Regions from separate parts of the Homo sapiens genome. Here region 2 is linked to region 1. Evidence: chromatin contacts called from ENCODE Hi-C or POLR2A ChIA-PET data. All regions are on one chromosome and are shown on one strand. Each heading gives the region's core, a stretch centred on a gene start or an enhancer-like site at or near the end of the contact. The rest is flanking DNA. Distances are from core to core; before and after follow the strand shown.

What was found. A loop is a pair of places that touch in the nucleus more often than their neighbours do. ChIA-PET counts read pairs that join two places held with the same protein, here RNA polymerase II (POLR2A).
Region 2: a loop to region 1 is called in a map of Right ventricle myocardium inferior, with 15 times the contacts of the local background. The contact joins two enhancer-like sites. A Hi-C loop is called at or near these places in 1 of 168 maps with a recorded cell type or tissue (Right ventricle myocardium inferior). POLR2A ChIA-PET finds 5 or more read pairs at or near these places in 2 of 52 experiments (A673 and WTC11).

Annotation. Positions count from the first base shown.
Region 1 is chr12:3,045,170-3,047,869 of GRCh38, reverse strand. No RefSeq gene overlaps it. Among named protein-coding and RNA genes, the nearest start is that of TSPAN9, 31 kb to the left of the region's middle. Within about 2 kb of position 1,374, at least 4 of the 41 ENCODE cell types and tissues checked have a DNase peak (open chromatin) inside an H3K27ac peak, as active enhancers do.
Region 2 is chr12:3,250,534-3,253,233 of GRCh38, reverse strand. The region is part of intron 3 of TSPAN9 (tetraspanin 9); the gene reads right to left. Among named protein-coding and RNA genes, the nearest start is that of LINC02827, 48 kb to the left of the region's middle. Within about 2 kb of position 1,443, at least 14 of the 41 ENCODE cell types and tissues checked have a DNase peak (open chromatin) inside an H3K27ac peak, as active enhancers do.

The DNA.
Region 1 (2,700 bases), core at 125-2,624:
AAGCGGGGAGAAACTGCTCCAGGTACAAAGGAGGCTTCGGAATGATCCCCCTCTGAACCCTAAACTACTAAAAATGAGTGTAGTCGAGCAGCCAACTCTCAGGTGCTCAGTAGTGTTTGGGGAGTGACCGCTGGCTGCGTACTGTACCCTATTCAGCAGCATCGTCGCTTTCTGCATGATGTAATGCAGCAGTCCCCAACCTTTGTGGCACCAGGGACTGGTTTCATTTAAGACAATTTTTCCACGGATGGAGCGGGGAGTGCAGGTGGGATGGTTTGGGGATGAAACTGTTCCACCTCATATCATCAGGCAATAGATTCTTTTTTTTTTTTTTTTTTGAGACAGAGTTTCGCTCTGTCGCCCAGGCTGGAGTGCAGTGGCGCGATCTTGGCTTACTGCAAGCTCTGCCTCCCGGGTTCACGCCATTCTCCTGCCTCAGCCCAGAGTAGCTGGGACTACAGGTGCCCGCCACCACGTCTGGCTTATTTTTTTTTCTATTTTTAGTAGTAGAGACGGGGTTTCACCATGTTAACCAGGATGGTCTAGATCTCCTGACCTTGTGATCTGCCCGCCTCGGCCTCCCAAAGTGCTGGGATTACAGGCGTGAGCCACCGCGCCTGGCCAATAGATTCTCTTAAGAAGAGCGCAACCTAGATCCCTCGCATGCACAGTTCACAGCAGGGTTTGTGCTCTTGTGAGAATCCAACGCCACGGCTGGACAGGAGGCAGAGCTCAGACGGTAATGCTTGCTCTCCCACCTGCCGCTCACCTCCTGCTATGTGGCCTGGTTCCTAACAGGCCACGGATGGGTACTGGCCTGCAGCCCAGGGGTTGGGGACCTCTGATAGAATGGACTTGTGGTGGCAAAAAATGTTGTTGGGCACGGTGACTCATGCCTGTCATCCCAATTACTCAGGAGGCTGAGGTGGGAGGATTGCTTGAGGCCAGGAGCTCAAGACCAGCCTAGGCAGTATAGTGAGATCCCATCTCTAAAAAAACAAACAAAAAGTCATTGCTAACCAATGTCCAGAAAAAAGGATTTCTCGATTCTCGGATGGGAGAATTCAGGTCCCTGTAGTGGACGCAGGGGCACCAGGTCCTCAACATCAATGGCCTGCAATCCTTTAAGGTTGGGCAACTCCGTGCGTAAGCACTGGCACAAGCTACCGTGTGCAAGTGATCTGGTGTTCCATGGAGGAAGGAATGTGCTGACAGGCAGATACAAGCATTCCCATGTGCTGGGAGCGGTGCTGTTCCGTGTGAATTAATGAAGTGGCACTTGGGCTTATCAATCACGCTGCTCTGATTTTGGCTAGCAAGTCAGTCATGTGGGCTGCTAGTAAGCCTGCTTATTCCTGAGCCAAGTGCTAGACTCGAGTTCCTAGGATGCCAAGCTAGGGATCACATCTTGCCGGCCCCTGCCTGAACCTCTCCCTTTGACCACTCTTCAAATCCAGGGGGTCCTGTGTCCATTTAGTGTTGCTCCTAAAGGTGCAGTGCTCACAGAACCTGGTGACAGAACTCCCTCCTGGAACCTCGCTTGGGGACAGTAAAGGACTGAGATAACCAGATAGCCATGGAGACACTTGTTCCTGGGGAGCCCAGGGATACTGGCTTGAACCTGACCCCAGGCTGGGAGGCGTCCCTGAGTGCTTTTCATTCTCTGGGTGGGGGGGGGGTTGGGTGGGAGGCTGGGCAGCTTGCACGGCTGAGTCCCCGCTTCCACTGCCTTGCTTCAGGCTGTGATGGCCTCGGTGGCTGCGACCTGCTGCTGCCACCTCTGTGTTCTGTGGACAGGTGTGCACCTGTCATTTCCAAGAAAAAGATCACGCACACAAAGGCCTTTGTGTATGTAGCAGACTTTACTGAAGATTTGGAGAGATGAAGGGGTTTTACATAGCAAAAATACAAAAAAAACTGAAGGTTGAGTATTAGACATCCATGAGCTGAAGAAGACTCAGCCACTTCTACCAATGGGGCTCCCGCCTTCTACGAAGGCACCTGACCACCTCTCCCTGCTGTTTCTCAGGAAGCTGAATGAAAGCCAGATTTCCTGACAGTTTCTTAGAGTATTTTAGTCCTCCATTTGCTCTGCCCTCCCCCCCTTTTTTTTTTTTTTTTTTTTTTTTTGAGATAGGGCCCTGCTCTGTTGCCCAGGCTGGAGTGCAATGATGTAATCTCAGCTCACTGCATTCCTGACCTCCTGTGCTCAAGCGATCCTCCCACCTCAGCCTCCCAAGTCACTGGGACTACAAGAGCACGCCACCATGCCCTGCTAATTTTTCTATTTTTTTGTAGAGATGGGGTTTTGCCATGTTGCCCAGGCTGGGCTCAAGTGATCCTCCCGCCTCAGCCTCCCAAAGTGCTGGGATTACAGGTGTGAGCCACAGCACCCGGTCTGTCTTTCCTTTCTAGACCTTCCCTTGGGACCTCTTTCTCCCCTTAATGGGCCACAAAGTTATCTCCCCGATTTAGAACACTCCCTCCCCTTTCCTGACACCCAGATGAGGACGAAAATCTAAAAGCACAACCTTGCACGGGGCAGTTTTCGCTAAACCAAGACTCAAGGTCTTCTCCTCACCTTCTTTGAGGGACATTAGAGCTTTTTTTCTCTAAAAATAAGTATGCGTGCATGTGCGTGTGTTTTAGGGGCAGGAAGGGCGGAGTCAGGGGACATTTTTACACACCCACATTTCACAT
Region 2 (2,700 bases), core at 194-2,693, 210 kb before region 1:
GGTTTTCTTAGGAACGCGGGCCTGCTTAGGGCAGGCTTGGGCTGGTGGGAGAGAGAGACTGTAATACATGAAGCAGTACGACAGGCTCTGTAGCCATCCCAGAACGTGTTGATCACCACCCCCGAGGACACAGGAGCACTTCTGAGAGGTGGGTCAGATCCACATGAGCCCCTGCTTTCCAGGTGGGAGAGAGTAAACAGGGCGGTGCAGTGGCTCACTCGGACACGCCACGCAGCAGTTCAGTGGGAGGGCATGACAACCAGGCCTCCAAATGTGAGTTTAGGGCCTGCTGTGCAATCGTGAAAACCTTCTTCCAGACTGCCCTGAAATAGCCCCATTTCCCACCTTCTGCACCCCCTCCCCCTAACAGATGTCCACCGGCCCTCAAGGGAGAAAGTGACACGCCCCCAGCAGCCCGCTCACTCAGCCCTGCAAAGGAAGGGTCCTCAGCTTAGCCTGAGAGGCACCTCTTTCTGTTCCCTTCAGTTTAAAATAGGCCACACGGATGCCTGCCAAGATCCCATGCTCTTGGCTAACAGGAGGGTTATATTTCTGGCTGCGCACCGTGAAACATTGGACCAGGGAAGGCTTCCCAAACCAACAGCTGACTCCGGCTGTGATGACAAGAGGATCTTGCAAGAGTCGGCCCAGGCCCAGCTAGCGGCAGGCTCCCCGCATGTGTACAGTAGGAGGGGGCTCCGTCCCCACCCCCGGAGCTCTGGGAGTGCAGGGACGGCTATATAAGGGCATGGGGCTGGGGGGAGCCCAGGGGCTGGGATTTCTCCCTGGCCCCGGAGAGAGCACCCGCTCACACAGGCCTGTGCACACACCTGCCACGGATGAACATTCCTGCGTGCCATTCCCTGGCCTGGAATGGGCTTCCCCATCTCGCTGCCATCACCATACCCTCTAAACGCCATTCCAGTCTCACCTGCTCCACGAAGCCTGGCCAGAGGCTACACCTCTCCCTGGCCACACCAGCACCAGGGAGTGTGGAAATCATATTCCCCACAGGAACTGGGTAGGAACTAGAGGCGTCTGGTCTTAGAGAACTTGAGGGACACGGCAACTCTGAACATGGAGGTATGCAGAGTTTTAAGTGCGGGGGGCGCTCCATGGTTCATGGGGTCTGCCCCATGAGACTCTAGTGGGGCAGAACAGGGACCAGGTGCTAGAAGCTACAAAGTAAAAAACGACCCCTCACCCTCACTCACGCAGGGACCCAGAGCTGGCCGATGTGGTGGCTTAACCATGAGGTCCCCACCATGAGAAGTCTGGGTGGAAGCCCAGTGGCCCCCTGCCAGGACTCTGCTTCAGGCAGGGGCTGTCATGTGAGCTGTTGGTCCCAGCCCCTTCTGGCTCCGTATTTCTCCACTACACTAGGGGCTCCCTGGGAGCCGGGTCCCCTTTCCAGCATAACACTCCTATCCCAGCTCTGAGCTCAAGCCGGTGCCGACAGGCTGCCCATTCCTCCAGGGGCTGACAGCTGGTGCCAACAGTCAGAGGAAGGAGGCCCAGGCAGCCAGAGGTGCTGGAACCCACCGTCCTGTGTGTCCCTCTGTCCCTTAAAACTAAAGATGTCCTTTGCAACAAAAGAACCTCTTCCCACACATACAGCCCTAGAAATTCACCAGAAGCAGAACGGTGGTTATCTCTAGATGATGGCATTGTGAATGACTTTAATTTATGCTATTTTCATATATCTCTATTATTTCCAGTACTCTCCAGTGACTATACTAGTTTTATAATCAGAAATCAACTTTTGAAAAAAGAACTTTTGAAAAAAGAACTTCCTTCTCCCCTCTCAGACATGACCATCATTAGTCGAGATCTGCCACTCAGAGTCCCCAACCCTACCCCTCCTCCTCCCCACACCCCCAGCACCCTTCCACCAGGGAGGATGCCACCAATGCGAGGGGATTTCATCACCGGGGCAGCTCACTGCTGGGGCCTGTGAACAGCCTGCGGCACACAGCGGGTGCAAGCTGAATGCTTAGTCATGGAGGAGGTCTCTGCTGGGGCTCTACATGCCACCAAGTCTCCCCAGCCATCTCCAAAGACAGCCTTTGATCTTGAAAATGTCCACAACTTCTAAGTAGCCCACAGTGCCACAAAGTCACCAACTGAAATCCTTCAGACACTAACCTGGGGAGAGGGTAGTACTAGATCATGCCTCTGACTGAGATAACTCCCAAAACACAGGGGTAGGGGGAGGAAGAAGAAGATAAAGATGAGGAAGAAAGGCAGAAGCGGGAGGAGGCAGAAAGGAGAAGAGAGAGTGCATGGAACAGAGCCCAGTGCCATCCCCATATGCCACCCTGTCACCCCGGTCCAACCTCAGTCCCTCTCAGGGCCCGAGGCCCTTCCTCAGGGCAGGCTGCTGTGCCCATCATGGCCATTCACCGGGCTGCTCCCCGGGCCTGGCAGCCAACAGTCACCCGAAAGCCAAGCTCTGCATACCTCTGGCGCTCCGTCACAGGACCAGGAAAGGGTTCTGGTGTCATGGACACTGCACCCTGAGCCAGCCAACCTGAGATGGGTGATATCTGTGGCTGCTGAGAAGCTGGCCTCAGCATGGGCTGGCCAGGCCTGGGAGTGGGAGAAGGACAGGGCGTCTTGGGCTACCTGTGCAATGAGAAGGTCTTCCTGTGTGTGGAGCTGTGGGCAGGTCTAGAGGAAAGGGAATAATGGCCCTGCCCT